Linked DNA regions of Homo sapiens: all the other regions are linked to region 3. The links are chromatin loops, found by intact Hi-C in ENCODE. Cell type or tissue: mammary epithelial cell. All regions are shown on one strand.

Region 1 (8,000 bases), 540 kb after region 3:
TTCTGTGGCTCTTTGAGGTTAGAAATTCACTGTGCTGGTGGGACAAAGTGCTCCCGGACAGCTAGTCCCTGCACTTCGATGGGTGGTGCCAGCCAAAGCATTTCATTGTGCGGTGACAGTGAAATCCATTCTCATTTGCACATGGCAGCATCAGCAGCAGTATCGGCAGATGCAGCACAGTGCTAGGAGATGCTGGTGTGCCTAGCTACCTGTGGCCTTTCACAACAGTGATGGAGACAGCACAGCTAGGATGAGGGGGTACACTGCTAGCTAGTGTGTGTGGTCGTGCTGGAGGTGGTGGTGGCTTGGGGGGTGGGCACTGATGGGTGCAGGTATGGGTGCCTTCCCTATGGCCTACAAGCAGGAATAGTTAGTTGTTCAGGGCAGGAGATCATCTTTTGTTCTCTGTGCATTGTTAGTGTAAGGATGGAATGATGGAAGTGATGGGGCTGGCTGGATTTTTCCCACCAATGGTTTGTCTGCAATGCCAGTTGGGGTGAGGTGATTCAGGCTGTACCTCTGCATGCTGGCAGGGAAAGGAAAGCAAAAACCACCTGCACAGACATGTGCCAGCAAAGCAATGTGGGAATTTTCCATCCCAGGGGAAGGTACAGTATGGGGAGGGAGCATGTGGGCTTGCATGGCCCTAGGGTCTTTCCTGCTGAAGTTCTCTGCCAGTCAGCCATGGTCCACAAGTGCAGAATGTATAGTCTGTGCCCCTAGGGAACCGAAGGTTGCCCTGCAAGCAGGTGTGGCCAGATGAGACCCCAGGACAGGCCAGCAGACCAAAGGGTGCTGAGGTCTGACCTGCTCCTTCTGATTGGCAAGACCACTCTGCAGAGTTCAGAACTGATAGTTCCCCTAAGGCTAACATCTCCTACAGGAGCAAGTTGAGCCTAGGACGATGGCTGTCTCTGGCCATTCTCTGTACAGATGCTCCTTCATCAAACCCTCTGGGTTCCACATTAGCTGGTTTGCTGCTCCTATCACTTATCTAAGAAGCTCTTCCTGCCAACTGGAGTGTCTGTGTTGGTCAAGGGGTCTCCTGCTGCTGGGGTCCCAGGGAGTATGTTGAAAGTGGGTTGCTCTTTGCTGTTCAACTCACCTATTCCCATGGAGCCATTGTTGACCAGGAATAAGTCTGGGTGTACTGCAGCCCTGCCTAGTGTTTCCAGCTTTCTTCCAATTCAGCCGAGCTTCTGTGTCTTCCTTACATCGACTCCTGTTGCCTTCTCTCTGGAGATCTATTAGGAGCACCTCCAGTCATCTCAGTTCCTTGGTAGGAGCTGTTACACCTGGCTGTGTCTAGTAGGCCATCTTGCCCTTTCCGTGGTTTCTGCAACATACTTCTAAACAACCATTCAGTCAAGGAAGAAATCACAAAAGAAATTAGGACATATCTTGAAACACATGAAAATGAAAACACAACATACCAAAACTTAGGTATAATGTGAAGACAGTCCTAGGTTAGAAATGTATAGCTATAAATGCTTACATTTAAAAGAATAAAGACCTCAAATCAACAACTTAACATTACACTTTGATAAAATAAAAAAGAACAAACAATTCAAAACTGGTAGAAGGAATAAAATAATAAAGAGTGGAGCAGAGATAAGTAAAATAGAAAATAGGAAAATAGGAAAAATGAAGTGTTGGTTCCTTGCAACTATCAACAACATTGATCAAATTTTATCTAGATTGACTATGAAAAAAAGAGAAGACTCAATAAGCAAAGTAAGAAATGAATTAGGGGAAATCACTACCATTTATAAATTAAAGCAATCTACTCCTAGGTGTATACCCAAAGAAATTGAAAGCAGAGATGTGAACAGATACTTATATGTCAATGTTTATTGAACTATTATTTGTATTATTTAAAAGGTTAAAACAACACAAATGTCTGTCAACAAATGAATGAATAAACAAAATGTGATATATACATACAATGGAATATTATTCAACCATTAAATGAGTAATGTTCTGATATTTTCTAAAGCATGACTAAAACTTGAAGACACTGTTCTAAGTGAAATAAGCTAGACAAAAAAGGACAAATATTATATAATTCCACTTGTATGAACCACATAAAATAAGCAAATGTATAGAGGCAGAAAGTAGATTAGAGGTTAGCAAAATTATAGAGAATGGGGAATGGGGACTTAGTGCTTAATTAGTACAGAAGTCCTGTTTGTAGTAAAAGAGTCTTGGAAATTGATAGTGGTGACAGTGGCAAAATCTTATAAATGTAATTAATGCCACTGAATTGTACACTTATAATTGGTTAAAATGTCTAATTTTGTATCCAATGTATAAGCACATTTACTACAATTTTTAAAAATTAACAATGTAGGTGATACCCAATGTAGGTGTTGTCCCTTCTAAATCTCATGTTGAATTGTAACCCCCAACGTTGGAGATGGGGCTGGTTGGGAGATGTTTGGATCATGGTAGTAGATTTCTCCTGGCATGGTGCTATCCTTATTATAGTGAATGAGTTTCCATGAGATGTGGTTGTGTAAAAGAGTGTGACACCTCCCCCTATTCTCTCTCTTTTTGCTCTTGCTTTTCTCATGTGATGTGCCTGCTCACCTTTTAAATATAAATTTCAACTTTAAGTCACTGATTGGCCCTCACATCTGAGCATAGTTTGTTAGAAGCAGACAGGCCACATCTTGAACACTTTGCTGGTTAAAAACTTTTATTCAACAGATGCTTGAAGTCATCACTCTTAAGTTCAAAGTTTCACAGATACTTAGGACATGAACACAATACAGCCAAGTTCTTTGCTAAGGCATAAAAGAGTGACGTTTGATCTAGTTCACCAAATGTTCTTCATTTCTTTCTGACTGATATCTCATAAGCCTGGACTTTACCATTCACATCACATAAGCATTTTTGTCTCCATGATTTAATTAGTTTTTAAGGCGCTCAAGATTTTCCCTTATTTTCCTATCTTCTTCTGAGCTCTCCAAACTTTCCAACCTCTACCTGTTACCCAGTTTCAAAGTTGCTTCCACATTTTCAGGTATCTTTTCAGCAATACCCCACTCTTGGTACCAACTTTTTATGTTAGGCCATTCTTGTATTGCTGTAAAGAAATACCTGAGGCTGGGTAATTCATAAAGAAAACAAGCTTAATTGGCTCACAGTTCAGAAGACTGCACAAGCATGACACCGGCAACTGCTTGGCTACCAGGGACACCTCAGAGGGCTTTTACTCATAGCAGAAGGTGAAGGAAGAGCAGGCATGTATCATGATGAGAGCAGAAGCAAGGGAGAGAGTTGGGGAGTGAGGTTCCACACACTTTTAAACAACCAGAGCTCGTGAGATCTTACTCACTATCATAAGGACAGCACCAAACCATGAGGAATCAATCTCCATGACCCAAACACCTCCCACCAGGCTCTAACTCCAACACTGAGGATTACAATTCAACATGAGATTTTGAGGGAATAACATCTAAACTATATCAGTGATATACCAAAATCATTTAGTTTGTACACTTTAGATTGGTGAATTGCACCTCAAAATAAAGCCGTTAAAACAAACAAGCAAAAACAAGAAAGATATGAGCCTGTGTCAGTGTAGACAAATAGACCCCAATGAGTGTAAGTGTTCTCTGCCAGGTAGAAAAATTTCACATAATTTATATGGGTTCTTACAGAACATCATCCCTCTTTCCAGGCCTCAGTTTCTCCACTTCTTGAAAATGGAAAGGTTAGAGTAGATTATCTTAAAGATCCCCCTGAAGCTCTGACATTCTAGGATTTCGTAACTCAAAGGTGATAATGCTTAAGAGAGAATCTTGTTTGGTTTCATGAGGGAGGGGGTTAGGATATGTGGATCAAATATTGAGAGTCCCGGATGAAAGGCCACCCTTTGTGGAGATTCATAGTTTTGGAGTATGGCGGAGGGGAATCCAAAAACATTGTTTTCAGAAAACCAGGTAGACTGATGTAAATGGTGAATAGGTACTACTGTAAAACAGAAAAAATAAAAATAAAAAAGGAAGAAAATTAAAGCAGGACGGCTTGAAGAAATTTGGTATATGAGAGCCACATATCAAGATGAGTAGAAGTAGAGGAGATTATTGTTCCCAAGAGTGTGAGATTGAGGTGGAGCATCCATATATTAGGAGGCAAAATTTTGAAGACTAAAGATTTTCACCAATGTTTTAATGTGTGCTAAGTTATTCAGTAGGAGGCATAACGTTTGTTACTAGTAAGAGTTTAAAATATTAATTATTTGGTATGACAATAGCACCAACTAGTGACAGGAAATATGATCGTTCAGAATTGTCACAAACCCTAGATAACAGGTAAGCTTGTACTGGCATGTACTGGCTGAACTTCTGATGTGTTTGTGCTACGGGTAGGAAGTCTCCAATTGAATGGACTGTGTATACACTGAGCTCCAGTAGGCAGAGTAAGGGAACATCTTTAAAGGCATAGTTCAGAAGAATCTCTAAGGACCCAGGGTAGTATCAGGGTCAGAAAGAATTACTCAAAGTGGAAGAGGAAATGTTACCCCAAAGAGTTTCTTGTATGGGCTGTTCTAGGGTTACATTTCAGGACTTCACATTTTTGCCCTGCTAGGGAACTTGATAGAGTGCAACTGTGATCCATGGGCCTTCAGAAATTTGAAGTCAAGTCAAGACTACAAGAAAGAGCAGACAAACGGAGCCAGTTCCGGGTCACACTGGGAAAACTTAAAAACATGAGAAATGTCTGGGAGACATAAGTGCAGTGAAACAGAAGGCTTGAAGCCAGAGTTTCTGCCAGCTAAACATTGTGATAAGTAAGCATCCAATGGGAAATGGTCAAAAAACAATGAGAGACCTTTGAAGTTCTGGGTAGGTCAGACTTCTTTAGACCTAGCCTTTCTGCTTCTTAAATTGACCAAAGTCCAATTCTAGGCTGAGGTTGGTGTTTTAGACAGTCTATTTGACACGTGCCTGCCCCCAAATGTAGATACAACTTCATGGGAAGAAGATTAGAATATACGGATGAAAAATTTGGAGTCCTGGATGACAGTGAACCCTTTCCCAGGCGGTTTTGTTTTCCAGAATTCTGAAGAAATTTTTTCAGCCTTCTGAGATCCCACATGTGTTGCTTGGGGATTCCCATGTGGAGTTTGGATTTAACCAAAGCCACATATAGTTTGTAGTTTCTTTCTTTTCTTTTTTCTTTTTTCTTTTTTTTGAGACGAAGTTTGTCTCTTTTTGCCCGGGCTGGAGTGCAATGACGCGATCTCGGCTCACTGAAACCTCCGCCTCCCAGGTTCAAGTGATTCTCCTGCCTCAGCCTCCTGAGTAGCTGTGATTACAGGCGATGACCACGACGCCTGGCTAATTTTGTATTTTTAGTAGAGACAGGGTTTCACCATATTGGCCAGGCTGGTCACAAAATAGTTTGTATTTTCAACAGATCTGCCCTCTAAAGCACTGATTCAAATGGATACACTGGAAGTGCTGGAAGCACTGGATCTTTAGGAGCATGATGGATTTTCTGGCTGGAAATATATGATGAATGTTATATTTCCTAGAATGTTGTCTGACATTCGTTAGGCTCTGAAGAAGAAAAGAGAATTTCTGTAGAAAAATCTAGATGCCAAATGGAATGGGGACTACTGATCACATGTTCTTGCTTATTTCTCCCTTGTGTGTGTGTTCTATTGCTGCTTCTCTATCTCTGTCCATCTCTTTTTGTTTTCTCCATCTGTTTCTCTGTCTCTCCATTTCTGTCTCTTTTGTCTTTTACTTTAGCCACATTTAGCTCTGACTTTTGTTCGCCTACCCACCTCCTCTCTAAATACATACTACATATTGCTATCCACATCCACTGGACAGTCATCTCTATAATTCTTGAGAAAGCTCCTGGGACTTTGAATCAAACCCAAATACAGCTCATTGCCAATAAGTTGGGAGTCAGAGGCCTCCATATGAGTTTCAGGTGTAATTCAAGGAACTCTCATCCCCTGGGCCTATGTTGAGGAAGAACAATATAGACTGCTAGCTACACGCTATGATTTAAAAACTGCTCCAAACTATGTCACTCACTAGGCACTGTGGGATATGAAATTATACTAATCAGAACTCATTTGTTTAGGGTTAGCACTGTTGGAGTACTATGGACCTCTTTAAATGCAAATTTCCTTGAAAAAGGGTAACATATTTTGGCTCATTCAATGTTACAGTATCAGGCTGGATGTGATCTTAGAAATTACTTTATTCAATCCCATCAGGTCCTAACTTCATTTCTCATTTCATAAGCTCTCCGCCTACTATACACTACCATTGTAGGCATTTCTCTGTAGTGGTTCTCAGCTTTGGTTGCACATTAGAATTACCTAGGGAACTTAAAAGAATCTCTATGCACATGCTACACTCAAAGCTAATTAATCAGAATCTCTGGGGATGGCAGCTAAACACTGGCTCCTAGATAATTAAAATGAGCAGCCAGGATTGAGTAAAAGGTAAGTTGATAGCTCCTCATTGCTCATCTTCTGAGACAAGCTTTCCAAAGCAGCCTATTCCAACTGTGGACAGCATTGCCTCTTCTAAAATTTATCTTCCACTTGAGTCAAAATTTGTCTCAACTGTAATTTCTACTCATGAGTCCCAGCTCTGCCTCCTGGGCCCACACCGATTGTTTTCTCCCCTGTGACAGCCTTTGAGAGGTCTGAGGGCTGAGACTGTGACCCCTGAGTCATCTTCTTCAGGATAATCAGTCATGCATTCATACAACTGTTTTCCATCCTCAGAGCATTCAAAAACTCACCCTTTCACCACTGACTCTTGTATCTCCAACAACTAATTATGGATTTTGAACTTGGAAATACCCAGTGAGGTAGAGCTCACTATTTTCTAAGGCAACTCATTTTATCTTTGAATAACTTTAGCTATTTAATTCTTCCCCTACAGCCACACAGGTCCTGTATATTATTTCTTTCCCATGATGACCCTTTGGAGGTCTGAATACAGAGACCACATCCAATCTCTACCCTCCTCCATCTTTTTCACAGGCTAAATATCCCCAACTCCTTTTACTGGTCCTGGCAAAATCTTGGATCCATCCTAATTGTTCTCTTATAGATAAGATCAGCTTTTTGCAGGTCCTCATCTAAGCATGGGGCTAGGGCTGACAAAAGTGCTCTGGGTAAAGCCTGAGCTGCTTGGGGTAAAGTGGGGCCATCACTACATTTGTTCTGGGACCCAATATTCCATGAATGCAGTTTTTTTCCATTTGCTTTGTTGGCAGCACCAGCCATAGCTGACTCCAATTAAAATGACTATCACCTGAAATCATAAGTCATTTTTTCTGTGCTGCTCCTAAGCCCCATATTCCTTTAATCTGGGCTGCTGTACCAGATAAATCCAAATTCATCAAGCATATGATTATTTTGAATCCCACACCTCTGACTGTAGAAATCTGGAGTGTGTGGGAGAGTATGTATAAAAACATAAATGTGAAGTCTGTACTTTGTGCCTTCATGTTCCTATCTCTTCCTTAACAGTCTGTATTCATCTCTTCCTACCATTCTTTATCTCCAGATGTCTCTGACTTCAACCTGCTCCTCTTCAATAGCATGCTTAGTACCAAGACCAATGACTTTTATTTTTCACAGTGTCTGGTTTTATTCTCCCTCACCTATAGTCTTGTCTGGCCCAAAACTTTCAAATTTAAACCAAAACAGTCCCCAGATCTCCTTCCTTTGTTTTTAGTAACATTGTGTTTTCCCAAACTCCTTATATTGTGTTTTCCCAAACTCCTTATTCTGGTTGCTACTTTTCCATCACCTTCATTACTTTCCTGTCCTAAAGGTGACACCCACCTAAACTGTGGACATTCTGCCATCTTAGGAAATAATTCTCAGCTTTTGGCTTAAATTTAGAGAAAGTATGTAAGTTGCTATCCTAGTATTGACTCTCCATTAACCTCCTGTAGGAAAATTGCATAACCACTTTTATTGATTCCTGGTAGCTTTTAAATCTGGTGCA
Region 2 (8,000 bases), 49 kb after region 3:
ACTGTTTGCTGTGGGTTTCTCATAGATGGCTTTTATTACCTTATGTCATTTCTATGCCGATTTTGTTGAGGGCTTTAGTCATAAAGCATTGCTGGACTTTGTCAAATGCTCTTTCTGCACCTACTGAGATGATCATGTGATTTTTGTTTTTAATTCCGTTCTTGTGATGTATCACATTTATTGACTTATGTATGTTAAACCATCCCTGCATCTCTGGCATGAAACCCACTTGATCATGGTGGATTATCTTTTTGATATGTTGTTGGATTTGGTCAGCTAGAATTTTGTTGAGAATTTTTGCATCTATGTTGACCAGGGATAGTGGTCTGTGGTTTTCATTTTTTGTTATGTCCTTTCCTGGTTTTGGTATTAGGGTGATACTGGCTTTACAGAATGATTTAGGGAGGATTCCCTCTTTCTCTATCTTTTGGAATAGTGTCAATAGGATTGGTACCAATTTTTCCTTGAATGTCTGATGGAATTCAGCTGTGAATCCATCTGTTCCTGCACTTTTTTTTTTTGGCAATTTTTAAATTACCATTTCAATCTAACTACTTCTTATTGGTCTTTTCAGAGTTTCTTTTTCTTCCTGGTTTAATCCTGGAGAGTTGTATATTTTCAGGAATTTATTCTTCTCTTCTAGGTTTTTTAGTTTATGCACATAAAGTATTTCATAGTAGCCTTGAATGATGTTTTGTATTTCTGTGGTATCAGTTGTAATATTTCCTGTTTCATTTCTAATTGAGCTTATTTGGATCTTCTCTCTTCTTTTCTTGGATAATCTCACTAATGGTCTGTCAATTTTGTTTTTCTTTTCAAAGAATCAGCTCTTTGTTTCATTTATCTTTTGTTTTTTTTTTTTTTCAATTTCCTTTAGTTCTGCTGTCATATTTGTTATTTCTTTTCTTCTGCTGGCTTTGGGTTTGGTTTGTTTTTGTTTCTTTAGTTTCTTGAGGTGTGACCATAGATTGTCTATTCATGCTCTTTCAGACTTTTGATATAGGCATTTAATGCCATAAACTTTCCTCACAGCACTGCTTTTACTGTATCTCGGAAGTTTTGATAGGTTTCTTGTTTTGTTTTGTTTTGTTTTGTTTTTTACTATTATCATTCAGTCAATTTTTTTCATTTCCTTCTTGATTTTATTCTTGACCCAACAATCATTCAGAAGCAAGTTATTTAATTTCCGTGTATTTGCATGGTTTTGAGGGTTATTCTCAGTGTTGATTTCCTATGTTATTCCACAGTGGTCTGAGAGAGTACTTGATATAATTTCGATTTTTAAAAATTTGTTGAGACTTCTTTTGTGGCCTATCATGTAGTCTGTCTTGGCGAATGTTCCATGTGCTGATGAATAGAAGGTATATTCTGCAGTTGTTAGGTAGAATGTTCTGTAAATATCTGTTAAGTCCATTTATTGTAGGGTATAGTTTAAGTCCATTGTTTCTTTGCTGACTTTCTGTGGTGATGACCTGGCTAGTGCTCTGAGTGGAGTTTTGAAGTCCCTCACTATTACTGCATTGCTGCCCATCTTGTTTCTTAGGTTTAGTGTTCATTGTTTTATAAATTTTGGAGCTCCAGTGTTAGGTGCATATATATTTCCAATTGTGATATTTTCCTGTTGGTTTAATCCTTTTATCATTATATAATGTCCCTCTTTGTCTTTTTTAATTGTTGTTTTATGTCTTTTTTTTCGGATATAAGAATAGCTACTCCTGCTTACTTTCGGTTTCCATTTGCATGGAATGTTTGTTTTCCATGCTTTTACCTTAAGATTATTTGAGTCCTCATGTGTTAGGTCAGTCTCTCAAGGAAAACAAATACTTGGTTGATGAATTCTTATCCATTCTGCTGTTCTGTATCTATTGAGTGGAGCATTTAGGCCACTTAAATTCAGTGTCAGTATTGAGATGTGATAGAATACTATTCTATTCATTGTGCTAGGTTTTTTTTTCATTGTGCTATTGTTTTATAGGTTCTGTAAGATTTATGCTCTAAGAAGGTTCTATTTTGGTGTACTTTGAGGTTTTGTTTCAAGATTAGAGCTCCTTTTAACAGCTCTTGTAATACTGGCTTGATAGTGGTGAATTCTCTCAGTATTTATTTGTCTGAAAAAGACTGTACCTTTCCTTCATTTATAAAGCTTAGTTTTGCTGGATATAAAATTATTGCCTGACAACTGCTTTGTTTAAAGAGGCTAAAAATAGGACCCCAATCACTTACAGGCTTTAGGGTTTCTGCTGAGAAATCTGTTGTTAATCTAAAAGGTGTTTTTAAATAGGTTACCTGATGCTTTTGCCTCACAGCTCTTAAGAACTTTTCTTCATCTTCTCTTTAGATAACCTGAGAACTATGTGCCTAGGCAATGATCTTTTTGAGATGAATTTCCCAGGTGTTCTTTGAGCTTCTTGTATTTGGATGTCTGGATCTCTAGCAAGGCCAGGGAAGTTTCCTTCAATTATTCCCTCCAATATGCTTTCCAAACGTTTAGCTTTCTCTTCCTCCTCAAGAACACCAATTATTCCTAAGTTTGTTCATTTAACACAATCCCAAACTTCTTGGAGGGTTTGTTTATATTTTAAAATTATTTTTTCTTTATCTCTGTTTGATTGGGTTAATTCAAAAGCCTTGTCTTCAAGTTCTGAAGTTCTTTCTACTTGTTCCATTTTATTGTTGAGTTTTTCCCGTGTATTTTGCATTTCTCTAAATGTGTCTTTCATTTCCAGAAGTTGTGATTGTTTTAAATTTATGCCATCTATTCTTCTGGAGATTTTTTCATTCATACACTGTATCATTTAAAACATTTCTTTAGGCCAAACGTGGTGGCTCATGCCTGTAATCCCAGCACTTTGGGAGGTCGAGGCCAGTGGATCACGAGGTCAGGGGATAGAGACCATCCTGGCTAACAGGGTGAAACCCTGTCTCTACTAAAAAATACAAAAAATTAGCCAGGTGTGGTGGTGGGCACCTGTAGTCCCAGCTACTCGGGAGGCTGAGGCAAGAGAATGGCATGAACCTAGGAGGCCGAGCTTGCAGTGAGCCCAGATCGCGCCACTGCACTCCAGCCTGGGCAATAGAGCGAGACTCCATCTCAAAAAAACAAAAAACAAAACATTTCTTTAAGTTGATATTTACCTTTCTCTGGTGCCTTCTTGAGTAGCTTAATAATTGACTTTCTTAATTCTTTTTCTGGCAATTCAGAGATGTATTCTTTGTTTGGATCCATTGCTGGTGAGCTAGTGTGATCTTTTCTGCGTGTTAAAGAAGCTTGTTTTCTTATATTACCAGAATTGTTTTTCCGGTTCCTTCTCATTTAGATATACTATTTCAGAGGAAAGATCTGGGGCTCCCAGGTAGCTCTTCAGATTCTCTTGTCCCATAGGGTGATCCCTTGATGTGGTGCCCTTCCGCTTCCCTTAGGGATGGGGCTTCCTAAGAACCAGACTGCAATGATTGTTATTTCTTTTCTGGGTTTAGTCACTCAGCATAGCTACTGTGCTCTGGGCTGGTACAGGGGAGTATTTGCAAAAAGTCCTGTGATGTGATCTGTCTTCAGTTCTCTCAGCCATGGATACCTGCACCTGCTCCAGTGGAGGTATCAGGGCAGTGAAGCGCACTCTGTGTGGGACCTTGGTTGTAGTTTTATTTACTGTGCTGGTTTTCTCAAGTGCTGGTTGTGCTGGCAGTAAAATTGTCATGTCGATAGACTCAGGACCTCTGGTTAGTCAGGATGTTACAGGCAGTGGAGTTAGCTGTTGATTTCTTTTCTCGGGATAAAATTTTTCTGTCATGAATTGCTGTAAGGGTTCAATTTGCCTGGCCTCCAGCCAGGAGGTGGTGCTTTCAAGAGAGCATCAGCTGCTGTAGTATAGGGAGAATACAAGCTTGCCCTAGGGTTGCCTGGATAAATATTCAGGTTTCTCAGATAGTGGGAAAGGCCATAGAGCTCCCAGGAGATTATGTCTTTTGTCTTTTGCTATGGTGGGGGTTGGGGAGGCTTGTAGAGAAAGACCATCAGGTCGGGTCAGGTTTAGGCATGTCTGAGCTCAGACTCTCCTTGGGTGAGGCTTCCTGCAGCTGCTGTGGGGAGTGGAGTTGTATTTCAGTGGAGTTGTATTTCTCAGGCTGATGGAGTTACATTCCTGGGGTATTATGGCTGCCTCTGCTGCATCATACAGGTTTCCTGGGAAGTGTGAAAAAAACTGGCAGTGACAAGTCTCACCCAGCTTCCACATAGCCAGAACAACAAGTCTCACTCCTGCTATGCTTCCCCAACAGAATTGAGTTTATATCCAGGCAGCCAGTGAGCAGGGCTGGGAACTTGCTCTAGGCTACAAGCCTCCCCAGTGAGAAAGCAAGCAGGGCTTCACTCCTTTCCACCTTCTGTGGCTTCCATGCTCATGACTGCACTTCCTGTTCAACTCCCCCTGTCCCCCAATTCTCTCCAGGTAAATTCACATTTGGTAGAAATATTACAAAGTTCAGCTGAAAGTTTCCTTCTCCCTGTGTTCTTTCTCCAATTTACTGGCAGCTCTCCCCAAGGGCTTCTATGTGATAAAGTCAGAAATGGCTTCTTTAGGCTTTTTTGGGTGCCAAGAGTGCCTACAGTTCTGTTCCCATTGCTTCTTTTACTTTTATATTTCCTTCTGCTCTCTAAATTCATTTCATCTCTAAGTAAGGTTAAATTCTTCTTTTGTGACCAGGATTTTCAGGTTTCCTGGTGAGGATGTGTGTTTGGAGGTGTACTTTCTTTGTCTCACGCTTTGGGCACTCAAAGTTTTTTGGCTGTCTCACGGAGTTGCAGTGACAAGCCTCTTTCAAATGGCCTGTTAATTCTTTTGTTTTTTTCTCATGTGTTCCTGTGGTAGTTCCTGGAGCAAAAGTTCAAGATGTGAGTCTCCACATGCTGTTCTGTATGTCTGAGCAGGAGCTGCAAGTTAGTACTGCCTCCTATCCACCATCTTCCTCCTGAATTACATTTATTGATTTGCATATGTTGAACCTATCTTGCATCCTGGGGATGAAGCCTACCTCATCATGGTGAATATGCTTTTCAATGTGCTGTTGGATTTGGTTTGCCAGTAGTTTTTTGAGGATTTTTTCATCAATATTAATCAGAGATATTGGCCTGAAGTTTTATTTTTTTGTTGTGTCTCTGATGGGTTTTGGTATCAGGATGATGCTGGCCATATAGAATGAATTAGAGAGGAGTCTCTCCTTTTCATTTTTCTGGGATAGTTTTAGTAAGAAAGATACCAGCTCTTCTGTGTACCACAGGTAAAATTCAGCTGTGAATCCATCTGGTCTTGGGCTTTTTTTGGTTGGTAGACTATTTATTACTGCCTCAATTTCAAAACTCGTTATTGGTTTTTTTCAGAAATTTAATTTCTTCCTGGTTCAATCTTGGGAGGGTGTATGTGTCCAGGAATTCATCAATTTCTTCTAGATTTTTTAGTTTATGTGCATAGAGATGTTTATAATATTCTCTGATGGTTTTTTTTTAATTTCTGTGGAGTCAGTGGTGATATTCCCCTTATCATTTCTGATTGTGTTTATTTGAATTTTCTGTCTTTAGTCTATCTTACTATTTTTTTCAAAAAGCCAACTCCTAGATTCGTTGATTTTTTTTGAAGGTTTCTTTGTGTCTAGCTCCTTCAGTTCTGCTCTGATGTTCGTTATTTCTGGTCTTCTGCTAGCTTTGGGATTTGTTTGCTCTTGGTTATCTAGTTCTTTTGGCTGTGATGTTACGTTGTTAACTTGAGATCTTTCTAGCTTTTTGGTGTGGATATTTATTGCTATACATTTCCCTCATCACTGCTTAGCTGCATCCCAGACATTCTGGTACGTTGTCTCTTTGTTCTCATTAGTTTCAAAGAACTTCTTGATTTCTGCCTTAATTTTTTATTTACCTAGGAGTTATTCAGTAGTATGTTGTTCAATTTCCATGTAGTTGTGTGATTTTGAATGAATTTCTTAATTTTAAGTTCTTATTTGAAGATGCTGTGGTCTGAGAGACTGTTATGATCTCAGCTATTTTGCATTTGCTGGGGAGTGTTTTACTTCTAATTATGTAATTAATTTTAGACTAAGTACCACTTGGAAATGAGAAGAATGTATATTCTTTTGTTTTGGGGTGGAGAGTCCTGTAAATATTTATCAAGTCCACTTGATCCAGAACTAACTTCAGGTCCTGAATGTCTTTGTTAATTTTCTGTCTCGATCTGTCTGATATTGTCACCGGGGTGTTAAAGTCTCCCATTATTATTGTATGGGAGTCTAAGTCTCTTTGAATTTCTCTAAGAACTTGCTTAAAGAATGTAGGTGCTCCTGTATTGGGAGCATATGTACTTAGAATAGTTAGCTCTTCTTGTTGAATGGAATCCTTTACCATTATGTAATACCTTTCTTTGTCTTTTTTGATCTTTGTTGGTTTAAACTCTGTTTTGTCAGAAACTAGGATTGAAACTTCTGCTTTTTTTCTGTTTTGCATTTGCTTGGTAAATTTTCCTTTATTCCTTTATTTTGAGCCTGTGTGTGTCTTTGCATGTAAGATGGGTTCCTTGAAGACAGTGTACTGATGGGTTTTGGTTCTTTATCCAGCTTGCCATTCTGCGTCTTCTAATTGGAGCATTTACCCCATTGCCATTTAAAGTTAGTATTGTTATGTGTAGATTTGATCCTGTCATCTTGAGGCTAGCTTGTTATTTTGCAGACTTGTTTTTGTGGTTGCTTCATAGTGCCACTTGTCTGTGTACTTCAGTGTGTTTTTGTAATAGCTGCTAATGGTTTTTCTTTTTCACATTTTGCACTTCCTTCGGGAGCTCTTACAAGGCAGGTCTTGTGATGAATTCCCTCAGCATTTGCTTCTCTGAAAAGGATCTTATTTCTCCTTTGTTTATGAAGCTTATTTTGGCCAGGTATGATACTCTGGATTGAAAATTTTTATGTATTTATTATTTTACTTTATTTTATTTGTTTAGAATGTTGAATATTGACCCTCAATCTCTTCTGGCTTGTAGGGTTTCCACTGACAGGTCTGCTTTTAGTCAGGCTTCCCTTTGAGGGTGATCTGGCCTTTCTCTCTGGCTGCCCTTAACATTTTTTTCCTTTCATTTCCTCCTTGAAAATCTGATAACTATGTGTCTTGAGAATGATCTTCTCTTGGGAACATGTTACTGAGGCTCTGCACATTTTCTGAATTTGAATTGTTGGCCTGTCTTGCTAGGTTGGATACTTCCTTTTGGATGATATTCTCAAATATGTTTTCCAGATTGGTTCCATTATCACTGTCTTTTCCAGGTACCCCAATCAGTCATAAATTTTGTCTCTTTACATAATCCCATATTTCTCAGAGGTTTTGTTCATTCTTTCTAATTATTTTCTCTATTCTTGTCTGTCTGTGTTATTTCAGAAAGACAGCCTTCAAACTGATATATTTTCCTCCACTTGGTCTATTCTGCTATTAATACATGTGATTGCATTGTGAAGTTCTCCTAGTGTGTTTTTTAGCTCTGTCAGGTTGGTTATGTTTCTCTCTATACTGGCTATTTTGGTTGTCAGCTTCTGCATTCTTTTATTTTGCTTCTTACTTTCTTTGTGTTGAATTACAACATGCTTTTTTTTTTTTTTTTTTTTTAGCTCAGCAAAGTTCATTTTTATCCACATTCTGAATCCTACTTCTGTTATTTCAGCCATTTCATCCTCAGCCCAGTTCTGAACCCTTGCTGGAGAGGTGTTGTAGTCATTGGGACGAAAGGGGATACTCTAGAGTTTTGAGTTTTCAGCATTTTTGCACTGATTCCTTTTCATCTTTGTGAGATTATCTACCTTTGATCTATGAGGTTGCTGTCTTTTGGATGGGGTTTTTTTGGGGGATTTTGTTTTTGTTGTTTGTTTGTTTTTGGCAGCCTGGCTACTCTTCCATAGGGCTGTTCTGGTTCATTGGGGGCCCACTCCCGACCCCTAGTCCTCAGTTTTTCCCATACCTGGAGGTATCACAA
Region 3 (8,000 bases):
GAGCTAGGAGAATTGCTTGAACCCAGGAGGTGGAGGTTGCTGTTGCGGTGAGCCAAGATCTTGCTACTGCACTCCAGCCTGGGTGACAGAGTAAGACTCTGTTTCAAAAAAAAAAAAAAAAAAAAAGAAGACTTATATGCTAAAAACTACAAAACATAGCCTAAAGAAATTAAAGACACACATAAATGGAAAGACATTTTAAGCTCATGGATTGGAAGACTTTAATATTATCGAGACGTCAATACTATAAAATGATCTATAGTATCGATGCAATCATGGTCAATATCTCAATGATGTTTTTTGCAGAAATAGGAAAGTCTATGTGAAAATTTATATGAAATCTCAAGGAATTGCAAATAACCAAAACAATCTTTAAAAAGAACAGCAAAATTGGAGGACTCACACTTCCTGGTTTCAAAACTTACTGCAAAGATACAATAATCAAACAATGTGGTTCTGGTATACGGATAGGCATATATATCAGTGGACTACAACTAAGAATCCAGAAATAAACCCATATATCTTCAATACTGATTTTTGATAAGACTGTCAAAACATGTTAATGGGCAAGCATAGTCTTTTAAACAAATGGTGCCGAGGCAACAACATAGCCACATACAAAAGAATAAATTTGGGGCCCTACCTCAAACCACATACAAAAATTAACTCAAAATAGATCAAAGAACTAAATGTAAAAGCTAAAACTATGAAACTCTTAAAAGAAAATACACGGGTAAATCTTAATGAATTGGGTTTGGCAATAGATTCTTAGATATGACGCAAAAAGCACAAGATTAAAAAGGAAAAAAAGATAAGTTGAATTCAATTAAAATTAAAAACCTTTGTGCCTCAAAGGATACTATCAAGAAAGTGAAAAGACAACCTAAGAGTGGGAGATAATATTTGCAAATAATAAATCTGATAAGGGTCACGTATTTAGAATATATAAAGAACTCTTATAATTCAACACACAACCCAATTAAAAATGGGCAAGTAACTTGAATAGAAATTTCTCCAATGATGACATACAAGTGGTCAATGAACACATGAAAAGATGCTAAACATCACTAATCATTAGGAAATACAAATCAAAACCACAATGACATAACACTTCACACTTACTCTTATTAGGATGGCTATTATAAGAAAATCAGAAAACAACAAGTGTTGTCAGTTATGAGGAGAAATTGGAACTCATGCATTGCTTGTGAGGATTTAAAATTCTACAGCTGCCATGGAAAACAGTATGGTGGTTCCTCAAAAAGCTAAACAGAATTAGTGTATGATCCAGCAATTCCACTTCTAGGTGTAATTCCTAAAGGAATTGAAAGCAGCGACTCAAACTGATATTTGTATACCCATGTTCATAGCAGCATTAATCACAAGAACCAAAAAGTGGAAGCACCCAAATGTCCATCAATAGATAAACAAAATGGGGTATATACTTTCAATTGAATATAATTTAATCTTAAAAACAAAGGAAATTCCAACACATGCTACAACATGGATGAGCCTTCAAGACATTATGCTCAGTGAAATAAGCCAGTCAGGAAAGGACAAATATTATACAATTCCACTTATACGAGATACCTATGGTAGTCAAATTCATAGAGACAGAAAGTAGAATAGTGGTTGCCAGAGGCTGGGGTCAGGAGACAATGGAGAGTTATTGTTTAATGAGTGTGGGTTTTCAGTTTTGGATGATGATAAGTTCTGGAGGTGGATGGTGGTGATGTTTGTACAACAATGTGAATGTACTTAATGCCACTGAACTGTACAATTAAAAATGGTTAAAAGGGCAAATTTTATGTTATTCATATTTTACCAAAGTAACAAAATAAATGACAAACATATTAGAGATAGACAGAAGACACTGGAATCCAGGGTTTGAAGAAAGAACCCTGTTCTGGAATGCAGCAAGGAATCAGAAAATGGAGAAAAGTAGTAAAAGTGGCCTGTCTTAATACTTTAGTTTTGTGAAGCATTGGAACCTACAGTTCTTTCTTGCTCACTGCAGTGATTTTCATGCTGTGCTGCTCAGAAGCTGAGGCTTCTGGTGGCAGGGCAGGGGGGTTGTCTCACAACTGACCTAGCAGCAAAAATGTAAATGGCTGGAGGAATCCATGTAACTCTTTTGGTTGTTTCATCTATTGGTTAAGGGTTTGTTAAAAGATAAAAATTAATCAGCTGCTAAAAATTTTGAAAACCAATGCTCATCACAACAAAATTCATATCATATGTCATTTCAAAACTCAATTTATTAGAGACATAAATGCCCTTGGACACATTCTAATTTTTACAACTCGATTTTAATTAAATGAGATAATGCATGTAAAATACCTCGCACAAGGCTTTGCACATGGGAGATGTTCAGAAAATAAAATAATGATGAATTACTTTATTTTCTTCATTGTGTGCTCTTCCTCAGATCACAAGCTAGCTGAAAGGAGAGAATGGGGCCATTTTTTAATGGGCTATTGCAAAATACATGAAACATAAATGTTCACTTTAAAGTTGAAAATATTTTATCCCAAGTTGCGGTCAATTAATAGGCTCAGAAAAAATATTATGGTTGCTGCATTTATTTATTATTTCAATCAGGAAATATTCATGGAGCACTCGCTATGCATTACGCACTGTGCTATGTCCTGAGCATACAAGTCAGACAGTCCCTGCTGTCAAGTAGATCTTCTCATTTGAAGGAAGCAGACAAGTAAGAAAAAAAATCAGTATAAATGAAAACCTAATATACAATAAAGGTTCCACCAAAAATTAATCGGGACAGAATGGATTATTTAGTAGATAATGTTGGAAAAACTGGCTCACTATATTAAGAAAAATAAAACTGAATCCCTGGCTAACACTACATACAAGGATGGATTCAAAATTGATTAAACATCTAAATATTAAAGATGAAACATGTAAAGTTAGTAAAAATTTGTAAAGTTAATTAAAAAAAATTAGGAAAATGTATTTGTGACCTAGGGACAAAAAAGGATTTCCTTGTTTTTTTTTTTATTTCCAACTTTTATTTTAAGTTCAGGGGTACATGTGCAGGATGTACAGGTTTGTTACATAGGTATATGTGTGCTACAGTAGTTTGCTGTACAGATCAGCCCACACCTAGGTATTAAACCCAGCATCCGTTAGCTATTCTTCCTGATGATCTCCCTCCTCCAACCCCCCACCCTCTGAAATGCCCCAGTGTATGTCATTCCCCACTTGTGTCCATGTGTTCTCATCATTCAGCTCCCACTTATAAGTGAGGACACGCAGTACTTGGTTTTCTGTTTCTGGCGTTAGTTTGCTAAGGATAATGGCTTCCAGCTCTATCCATGTCCCTGCAAAGGGCATGATCTCATTCCTTTTTATGGCTGCATAATATTCCACAGTGTGTTTGTACCACATCTTCTTTATCCAGGCTATCATTGATGAGCATTTATGTTAATTCCGTGTCTTTGCTGTTGTGAATAGTGCTGCAATGAACATACACATGCATGTATCTATTATAATTATTATTATAATTATTCTATTATAATAGAATAATTTATATTCCTTTTGGTATATACCCAGTAATGGGATTGATGGCTCAAGTGGTATTTCTAGTTCTAGGTCTTTGAGGAATCGCCACACTGTCTTCCACAATGGTTGAACTAATTTACATTCCCACCAACAGAGTATTTCTCCGCAGGCTTGCCAGCATCTAATTTTTTTTTGTCTTTTTAATAATCACCAGTCTGACTGGCATGAGATGGTATCTCATTGTGGTTTTGATTTGCATTTCTCTAATGATCAGTTATGTTGAGCTTTTTTTCATATGTTTGTTGGATGCATACATGTCTTCTTTTAAGAAGTATCTGTTCATGTTCTTTACTCACTTTTTAATGGGGTTACTTGTTATTTTCTTGTAAATTTGTATAAGTTCCTTGCAGACTCTGGATATTAGACCTCAGTCATATGGATAGATTGCAAAAATTTTCTCCCATTCTGTAAGTGGTCTGTTCACTGTGGTGATAGTTTCTTTGCTGTGCAGAAGCTCTTTAGTTTAATTAGATACCATTTGTGAATTTTTGCTTTTGGCGTTTTCTTTTTTTAAAAAATTTTATTATTATTATACTTTAAGTTTTAGGGTACATGTGCGCAATGTGCAGGTTTGTTACATATGTATACATGTGCCATTTTGGTGTTTCCCCATGCCTATGTCCTGAATGGTATGGCCTAGATTTTCTTCTAAGGTTTTTATAGTTTTGGGTTTTACATTTAAGTCTTTAATCCATCTTGAGTTAATTTTTTTATAAGGTGTAAGGAAGGGATCCAGTTTCAATTTTCTGCATATGGCTAGCCAGTTCTCCCAGTACATTTTATTAAATACGGAATCCTTTTCCTATTGCCTGTTATTGGTCTGTTCAGAGTTCCTATTTCTTCCTGCTTTAATCTAGGAGGGTTGTTTGTTGGCATCCAGCCAGGAGGTAGTGCTTTCAAGAGTGTATCAGCTGCAGAAGTATAGAGAGAAACTTGCCTTGGGGTCGCCTGGTTTAGTATTCAGGTTTCTCAGGTGGTGGGCAGGACCACAGAGCTCCCAAGAGATTATGTCCTTTGTCTTCGTCAACCAAGGCCGGTAGAGAAACACCACCAGGTGGAGCCAGGGATAGGACTACTCGAGCTCACACTGTCCTTGGGCAGGGCTCACTGCGATTGTGTGGTTCCCAGGACAATGGAGTTATAGTCCCAGGGGAATTATGCCTGCCTCTGCTGAGTCATACTGGTAACCAGGGAAGTAGGGGAAATCAGACAGTCACAGGCCTCACCTTGCTCCCAAGGAGCCTGCAGTTCTAAAGGCCAGTCTCACTCCCACTGTGCACACCCACCCCCAACAGCACCGAGTGACCACCAGCATCCTTGCTGAGAAAGCAAGTAGACTCAGTTTTTTGGTATCTCAGGGAGCCTACAGTGGCTCCAGTTCCTTCAGAGGGTCTGTGAATTCTCTCAGTTTTCCTGGTATGTTCCTGCGGTAGTTCTTGGAGCAAAAGTTCATGATGTGAGTCTTCACATGCTGCTCTGTCTGTCTGAGTGGGAGCTGCAAGCTAGTCCTGCCTCCTATCTGCCATCTGAGACCTGTGGGCTTTTCTCTTTTCCATGTTCCCCTACCTAAATCCCTGGCACAATACCTTTCTAATATTCTTCTGCAGTTTTCTGTTCTCTTAGGAACGCTTCTCTTCTTCCTCATGATTCTATGCCTTTTCTGCAGTCCTGTTTCTTTGAGACCCTTCCCTGTATCACTGGTGCTTCATCCATTTTCTGTAATCTTACCTCTTTCCTAGGTTTCTGGGGTTTCTTGGTCTCTTGGAGTTCCCTATCCCCTATGTCCCTGTGGCATCATCTGTTTTTCTAGTATCCTCTCTAGATCTCTGAGGCTTCACCCATTTTTTTCTGGGGTCTAATTTTTTTTCCTGTAGTTTCCCTGTTCAAATCCCCAGAGCTCCACTTTGTTTTCAGATTCTATGTCCCTGCTGGTGTCTCTTTCCACTTTCTTGGCCTCTTTCTCTTCCTGAATTTCTTCAGTCACCTTGGTTTCTCCTCTCTGGTGTTGTTTTTTGGTTTTTTTTTTTGTTTGTTTGTTTTTTCTGGACCTTGTCTGCCAACCCCCACTTTCCTACTAAGCCTGATGCTGAGGTAGCTAATTCAGCATGATTTGTGCTTAGGTGGTGCAGAATCCAACCCCGCAGGAAATGTGCCAGAATTCTATCATTTAAAGGTTGGAGAGTCAAGAGGAAAGAAGTAAAAGTGAGTGCACACTGTCTGCCAAAATCTGTGTTGTGCTTTTTCACATGCATTACCGACTGCAATCCTCACAGTAGCTCTGTGCATGGATTTTGGTATCCCCATTTGACATATGAATAAACTGTGGCTTAGTGGAGAAAAGCTTCTTGGAGCTGGATGGAGCAGAGGGAAATCCTTGCCCTCTCCGAGTGTTAGGTAGGGTAGGGAGTCATCACCTGCATTCTAGAGAGGGGGCTCAGGCGTCTCTGCCCAGGCTGCACCTCTCAGACTAGGGAGAATTCCAGCTCTACAGAGGCCCATGGCAGCCTACTCTCTCAGGATCTGACTCTGCAGGGCGCTCTCCCGGCGTGGCAGGAAAGAAAAAAGTGGTTTTCGCACCTTGGTGGTGGCTTCAACACCTCCAAGTTTGGGGTGTGAAAGTGGGATGTTGGCAGGGCTTCCAAGCTATGAGGGGTGGAGTTGGTCCTGAGGTGCTCCCTCCCTCAGCCCTATCTCCCACCACACCCTTGCATGCATCTTGGTGGCCATAGAGCGCAATGGCCACCTGTTCCTTTCCTACGGCCCCAACTACTTACCTTGCTCGGATCCTTGTTTCAGGTGTCCACGTGCCTTGGCTAACCAGATCTGGGACATGGCTGGCTAGTGCAGGGCTTGTCCTGTGCCGCCTTCACCCGAAGGATGGGGGAGGTGTGCACCACAGGGTTGCAATTCCAGCAGGTGAGAAATCTGCAGTGCCTGCAGCTGGAGCTTTGGTGGGGATGCCACAGCTGCAAAGCTCTCTTTGGCAACCTACTGCCCAGAGTCCCGGTGGCCCCGACTGGTGGGAGTGCCTGGAAGGCCAGGAAGTGAGTGTGGCCTAGGTATCAGGAGAGAGGGAGAGAGAGAAGAGGGCCTACAGCGTTGGAGCACGGCTGCACAGCCTGCTCCTGGACTGTACAACTTACTCCTGGACTGCACAACTTGCTCCTGGACTGCAACCTGGACTGTCACGAAACAGCTCAGTGACCAGAGATGATGTGGTCGGCCTGCTGGCTCTGTTAAAGGGTTTCAAACTTCCCAGTAGCCTGCCTTCTGGCCATCCAGCTAGGCTTCTCCTTGCCTGCTAAATAAGGGCATGAGTCACCTGGGACCCTGCTGCACCAGACTGGAATGTGTTGGTCCCAGTTGGGCTGGGGAGAGCCTCTGGCCCTGAGACCGCTCTGGGGAAGGGCTGTGGGAGAGCTGTAAAGGGGAGGGGAGAGAGTCTGGTGTAAATCCAACAGCACAGTGACAGGGACAGGGGCTGCAGAGAAGGCTCTAGAGAATAAAGCTGTATTGAATTGGGCTGAGAGGAGGCTGAGAGAGGGGAAGAGGTGAGACTGGGGCCATTGTAGAGAGAGGGGCAGGGGCTAGGGGAACCCAGGGGAGACAGACTGGGGTTGGAGGTCCAGAGGAGAGAAAAAGAGAGTCCATGGCAAGACTCTTGGTGAGTCAAGGCTCTAGGTGAGTGATATTAAAGAGAGCCATGATTGAAGGGAGGGGTCACTGAGAGATCAAGACATGGGCTGGCAAGTTTGGGGACAATTTCTGGCCAAACGTGTAGTGACGAATTACATTCCAAGATCACAGGGAAGGACATGAAGCACTGAGGTTTAGAGATCAGTACCTTCTCAATTACTCAGTAAACGTCACTGGATCCCTTCAATCCACACAGCCCTACTATAGTGCTATAGGGAATCCACAAGTGGCGAAAGCACAGAAAATCCCCATTCCGAAGGAAAGAGTGGAAATATCTCACTTAGGAGTGAGTTCAAGCAGCACTCAGAGTATGAGTCAGCAAGGCTATGAGCTAAGAGGCTTAAGCCAAGGGTGAGCACTTTGCGATGAGAGTGTTACTGACAGTGAATCCATATCCATATGAGTCTGCAGCAACCTCAATTCTTGCCTCATCAGATGAAAGAATTCGACTGAGGGCATAACACAGAAGGAGAAACTAAGGCAAGTTCTACAGCAGGAGCGAAAGTTTATTAAAATGATTTAGAACAGGAAGTAAAGTACCCTTGGGAGAGGGCCAAGTGGGCGACTTGAGAGATCAAGTGCACAGTTTGACCTTTTGGCTTGGAGTTGGCATACTTTGGGGGTCTTGCAGCCCTTCTCCCCAGATTCTTCCCTTGGGGTGGGCTATCTGTATGTGCAGTGGCCTACTAGCACTTGGGAGGAGAGCATGCACAGTGTGTTTC

What was found. Peaks named below come from ENCODE experiments on the same cell type or tissue, not always from the same donor. Only the 100,000 strongest peaks of a DNase experiment are listed, where the experiment ranks them.
Region 1: a loop joins it to region 3, with 19 times the contacts of the local background. A loop is called at or near these places in 2 of 110 quality-filtered maps.
Region 2: a loop joins it to region 3, with 2.9 times the contacts of the local background. A loop is called at or near these places in 3 of 110 quality-filtered maps.

What each region holds. Positions count from the first base shown.
Region 1 is chrX:66,404,317-66,412,316 of GRCh38, forward strand. No RefSeq gene overlaps it. Among named protein-coding and RNA genes, the nearest start is that of EDA2R, 230 kb to the right of the region's middle. In mammary epithelial cell, a CTCF peak has its summit at 4,297; no DNase peak of the experiment used is centred here.
Region 2 is chrX:65,916,677-65,924,676 of GRCh38, forward strand. No RefSeq gene overlaps it. Among named protein-coding and RNA genes, the nearest start is that of MIR223HG, 95 kb to the right of the region's middle. In mammary epithelial cell, no CTCF peak of the experiment used is centred here; a DNase peak (open chromatin) is centred at 4,115; H3K27ac peaks cover 1,593 bases.
Region 3 is chrX:65,867,395-65,875,394 of GRCh38, forward strand. No RefSeq gene overlaps it. Among named protein-coding and RNA genes, the nearest start is that of MIR223HG, 140 kb to the right of the region's middle. In mammary epithelial cell, a CTCF peak has its summit at 4,626 (motif pointing right); a DNase peak (open chromatin) is centred at 4,707; H3K27ac peaks cover 1,068 bases.